Linked DNA regions of Homo sapiens: region 1 is linked to region 2. Evidence: chromatin loops called from intact Hi-C (ENCODE). Cell type or tissue: mammary epithelial cell. All regions are shown on one strand. Each heading gives the region's core, and the rest is flanking DNA. Links, peaks and the distances in the headings are about the cores only.

Region 1 (2,810 bases), core at 126-2,625, 170 kb before region 2:
AAGGACTTTGAATAACGTGCTCTGAGAATTAAAAGATAAATTATCTAAGGGATACGATTATATCTTCTTCTGGGGTTCTAACAAAATTTTTCCGTCTTTATAGAAGGGTGTTTGGTTTACCAAGAGTAAAATTTTGATAGCAAGCAAAAGTTGTTTATCTTGAAATAGTGCACACAATGACCACATCTTTGAGAGAAGAAGATTGCCTGCTAATACCTTACCGAGTCTACTAAAAGATGTACCATATTAAATCAATAGATAGTGACTCATCTACAATGGAGTATGAATTACAGCAAATGACTGACAGGCCCACTCTTCTAATCTCCCAGTTGTGTTTATGTGATAGTCTAAATCACATCAGCCAACTATGGCCCTTTGGTCAAATTTATTTATTTACAAATAAAAAACTTTATTTGTAAATAAAGTTTTATTGGGGCCAGGCGTACTGGCTCACACCTGTAATCCCAGCACTTTGGGAGGCGGAGGCAGGCAGATCACCTGAGGTCTGGAGTTCGAGACCAGCCTGGCCAACACGGTAAAACCCCATTTCTACAAAAAATACAAAAATTATCCAGGCGTGGTGGCTCGTGCCTGTAGTCCCAGCTACTGGAGAGGTGGAGGTTGCAGTGAGCCGAGATTATGCCACTGCACTCCAGCCTGAGTGACAGAGTGAGATCCTGACTCAAAAAAACAAACAAACAAAAAAAATAAGTTTTATTGGAACACAGTTATGAGATCATTCACTTAAATATGTGTTGTCTCTGGCTGCTTTTGCACTACAACAGCAAGCAGAGTTGAGAAGTTGTGGAAGAGAACATATGGCCCAGAAAACCTAAAATATTTGTTATCTAGCCCTTTATAGAAACAGTTTAGCTTTCTAAAACAGAAAACAATTAGTCACTATTCCTAATGCTTGGGATGGGGATAAGGAGGAGCAGGGTCTGACAGCAGACGTTTCCAGGATGATATGGTATGTGGAATACGTGGTATGCAAAAATACAGCCTATATTTTTAGGCCATCTCTTGACTGTATCAAAGAAGTTCTTAAACTAATATGCAAGATTAATTGATGCTCTGTCAGACATTTTTGAAGTCCCCTACTGGTTATTTTTGTGGTCACTTAGAGGCCTGGAAATACTGATTCAAATTCCATGTTAACCATTTTGCTATCCTTACCAGGCTCACAGGTAATTGTTAGTATGTCCTTCTCAGCCCCTGAGCCAATGGCAAGTATTAGGCTGACTTGGTGTCAGCAGCACATTATCAACTCTACTGGTAAGGAGAGCGTGGTCTATTCCACCAGGTGGCATTCCAACATTCCACCTAGTGGTAGACTATCCACCCCAAGGGAGTTATGCAGTGGCCACGACTAAAGGCAGGCTGCAAACATGACAGCCACAAAAACAAGGTTGGATTTGCTTGGTGGCACCCCATGTTATGTGGCCCATGCATCTACCTATCTCTTCCTCCTTGTCTACTTCTTTCATGGGCCCTCAATGTTAAAACCAGAAAAGGCAGGTTGTTCTTGTCAAATTCTGTCATCAATAGGATCAGCTTATCTTCTTCACTGTTATGATTTTATTCAATCATAGGAGATACCGGGTGTGTTTTCTTATGAAGCTCAAAAATTAATTAAATGATGTGTGTATTCTTTCAACAAATATGCATTAACCTTCCAACTATGTAGCAAACACTTTCCCAGGCACAAGGAATAGAGTGCTAAACAAGACTAAGTCCCTGCCTTCAGGAATCCTTCATTCTAATAAGTATATTCTAGTCTTGCTCATTGAGAAAGATGTATATTGTGTTTTTAAGCAAATAAACCAGTAAATATAACTTTTAAGAAGGGATATGTGTCATGGAGAAAATAAAGCAGGGTCTAGGCTTATATAATTGTAGGGATGAGTTAATTTTAGTAAGGTTAGTCAGAGAAGGTATCTCTGAAAAGATTGACTTGAGAAACCAAGGTGAATACGGATAGAAAGAATAAGAAATGCAGCTGAAGAGGTGGACAGGGTCATGGGAAGGAGTTTGAATTTTATTTTAAAGGTGTGGAGAAGCCAGCAGAGGATTGAGGCAGGAGAATAAAATCATCTGACTTGATGTCTAAAAGTAAAACTATGGTTGCTGCATGGAAAATAGAAAGTAAGCAGTAAGAGTGAATGCAGTTAGATCTGCTTAGGAAGCTGTTCTAATTGTGGCTGGGAATGCAGGGGTGGTGATGAAGATTACTAGCAGTTGGATTCCATATATATTCTGAAGATAGTTCCAGATAAATTAGATGTGGGATAAGGAAAAGAAAGGAATCAAGGATGACTCCTAGGTTTCTGATCTGAGAGCTGTGTAAGTGGTTAAGTGGCCACATTTTAGCCACGTCTTCTCAGAAGACCTTGTCCCATATCTTTGTCCCTATTCCCACGTACTGGCTCAGTGCACAGCACTCAGTGATGACAACCACCACCCACATTGGGCTTAGGGGACGGTGCACATTCACACAGTGTGGGTGGTAGTTTGTCTAAAAACCCAAGTATCTCTCCACTCAGGGAAATTTTTTTCTTCACGGAACCAGCTTCCTCTCCTTTCTTCATTCAACTCTTATTCACCTTTCAGGCCTGATTCAATTTTTATCTTTAATTTTTTTATTCTTCATTTTTTGTTTTTTTGTTTTGTTTTGTTTTGTTTTGTTTGAGATAGAGTCTCACTCTTTCGCCCAGGCTGGAATGAAGTGGGGCAATCTCAGCTCACTGCAACCTCTGCCGCACTGGTTCAAGTGATTCTCCTGCCTCAGCCTCCCAAGTAGATGGGATTAC
Region 2 (2,810 bases), core at 148-2,647:
TTTGCTTGGACTTTATGCTTTATTTTCATAGGTGGTACTAACATTACCACCTATGAACATTTTGCCCTTAATTGTTCCTTTATATTCTATTTAGAAACTCAAATCCTTTAAGACAATGGTTAGAATATATTAAAAAGGGGTGTTTTTTGTTGTTTTTTTGTTTTGTTTTGTTTTTTAGATGGAGTTTCATTCTTATTGCCCAGGCTGGAGTGCAGTGGCGTGATCTCAGCTCACTCCAACCTCTGCCTCCCGAGTTCAAGCAATGCCTCAGCCTCATGAGTAGCTGGGATTACAGGCGCGCACCACCACGCCTGGCTAATGTTTGTATTTTTTTTTTTTTTTTAGTAGAGAGGGGTCTCACCATGTTAGGCAGGCTGGTCTCGAACTCCTGACCTCAGATGATCTGCCCGCCTAGGCCTCCCAAAGTGCTGGGACCACAGGCGTAAATCACCACGCCTGGCCCAAAGGGTTTTGTTTTTAAATGAGAGATGGTTAGTAAACTAATGTTTTCCTGAGTGACATAGGGCATATACATAGAGATGAGCATATACATAGAGATGAGTATGATGAACATTTGGGGTTATAAATGACTTTCATAACAAGGACCTATGAAGAGTATATAAAGGTGGAGACACTGATTAGCACTTGATAGATTGGGTAAATCAAGTTAGGTGAAATTATCCCAGATTTTTTTAAAGTCCCGGGAGGAAAAGATACGCAAGTGTATTGGGCATTGAACAAATTTTTTAAATAAAGATCTATGTCCATTCAGAATAGTCTGTGGAAAGCATTTATCCTGTTATTTTGTTGTTGCTGTTTCTTTTTTTTTTTTTTGAGATGGAGTCTTACTCTCGCTCAGGCTGGAGTGCAGTGGTGTGATCTCAGCTTACTGCAACCTCTGCCTCCTGGGTTCAAGCGATTGTCCTGCCTCAGCCTCCCGGGTAACTGGGACCACAGGCGCCCACCACCACGCCTGGCTAACTTGTATTTTTTAGTAGAGATGAGGTTTCACCATGTTGGCCAGGCTGATTTTGAACTCCTGACCTCAAGTGATCTGACCGCCTCGGCCTCCCAAAGTGCTGAGATTACAGGCGTGAACCACTGCACCTGGCTGTTGTTGCTGTTTCTATGTGAGACTGATAAAGGACAAAAAGAAGATGGCAAGGGATGGATGGAAAAGGCTGGTTCTTCTCTCAGGGTTCCCAGACCATAGCTGGAGATAACCCAGGGTTGTAGCTCCATCTGCTGGAGAGAAGCAAACCCACTCTTACATAGTCTATAAATGAAAGTGATCTCTCCACAATCACAGTGAGCCAGCCTGTGTTTGCTAAGCACTTGCTGTGCACTGTGTAACACTTTGTCAGGCTTAGGGTAACAGAGGAAAAACATAGACATGTTCCCTGTTCCCACCATGCTTAGCTCTGAGAGGCCTTCTGCTGTCAAGAAGACTTATTTTAGCTGGTGTGCTTTTGCATTCTAGGTTTCCCCCTAGACTTTTCCTTGGGTGACTTTTAAAGCCACGTAACCTCATTCTGAGCTTCCTGTTCCTTATTAGAGGTAAGGAATAACAGTGCCCCTCCTATAGGCCTCAGTTTAGCTAAACTTTATTAAGTATCTAGTGTGTCTGCTAGGCAGAGGCCCAAGGAGCATAAAGATGAGTAGGAATCTAGTCCCTGCCCTCCACAAGGTTAGAAACAGGAGCTCATAAAATGATCCTCGCGGAGTAAATGAGAATGTATAACGGGATCCCTGAGGAGGAGTGCGGGATCCAGGCAGGAGAGTCGACTAGGAAGGTATGGACAGGTTTTCTGAGTTGTTTGAGGATGTGAGCATTAGCGAAGGGAAGCCCTTCCCAGCCGAGGTCAGCGTGAGCAGCAGCATGGAGATGAGGGCCTGTGTGGTATGTGTATGTCCCTCTTAGGCTGTGTAAAGTGAGCGGCAGGAAGTGTCCAGGGATGAGGGTTTGGGGACATAGATGGAGCCAGGTAGGGCCTGGAGCAGTAGCTCACGCTTGTAATCCCAGCACTTCGGGAGGCCAAGATGGGCAGATCATTTGAGGTCAGGAGTTCGACACCAGCCTGGCAACATGGTGAAACCCTGTCTCTACCAAAAATACAAAAATTAGCCGAGCGTGGTGGCACGTGCCTGTTGACCCAGCTACTTGGGAGGCTGAGGCAGGAAAATGACTTGAACGTAGGAAGTGGAGGCTGCAACGAGCTGAGATCACTCCATTGCCCACCAGCCTGGGCAACAGAGCATGACTCCGTCTCAAAAAAAAAAAAAAAAAAAAAGGCGGGGCCAGGCGATATAGGGTTTTGTGTGTTACCTTAAGGGATGCTGACTGTCCTCAGTGCAGTAGAGAATTTAAGCAGGGTAGTGATAGCAGGTTCCTTAGACCGCTTGCTGGCTGTGTCTGTTGGATTTGATTGAAGGGGACCAGGCTGGAGACAGGGACTCCATCTAGGAGGCTGCGGCATGCCTGCTTGGATAACGTCGCCATGCCTGAGAGAGGGCACATTAAGATGAAGAATTGGATTTAGGCATGGTGGGGAGGGGAGTTTATTTTAGGCATCATGAGTTTGAGTTGCCTGTGACGATATCTGTATGGAGACATCAGCAGACAATTTGATGTATGATTGCGAAGTTTAAGAAGGTCCAGCCAGTGCCACTAACAGGGAGGAAGTAGTTGAGCCATGAGATTTGTTGAAGTCATCAGGGAGAATGTGCGCAATGAGAGGAGCAGAAAGCCAAGGTCAGGCTGGGGAGTAGCCATACCTACAGCCAGGCAGAGGCTCTTGCAAAAGAGATGG

What was found. A loop is a pair of places that touch in the nucleus more often than their neighbours do. Peaks named below come from ENCODE experiments on the same cell type or tissue, not always from the same donor. Only the 100,000 strongest peaks of a DNase experiment are listed, where the experiment ranks them.
Region 1: it touches region 2 in a loop (9-fold over the local background); 11 of 110 quality-filtered maps call a loop at or near these places.

Annotation. Positions count from the first base shown.
Region 1 is chr2:108,416,150-108,418,959 of GRCh38, forward strand. No RefSeq gene overlaps it. Among named protein-coding and RNA genes, the nearest start is that of GCC2, 32 kb to the right of the region's middle. In mammary epithelial cell, for the core only: a CTCF peak has its summit at 1,302 (motif pointing right); no DNase peak of the experiment used is centred there.
Region 2 is chr2:108,582,881-108,585,690 of GRCh38, forward strand. All of the region lies in intron 1 of LIMS1 (LIM zinc finger domain containing 1), which reads left to right. Among named protein-coding and RNA genes, the nearest start is that of LIMS1, 50 kb to the left of the region's middle. In mammary epithelial cell, for the core only: a CTCF peak has its summit at 1,239 (motif pointing left); a DNase peak (open chromatin) is centred at 1,241.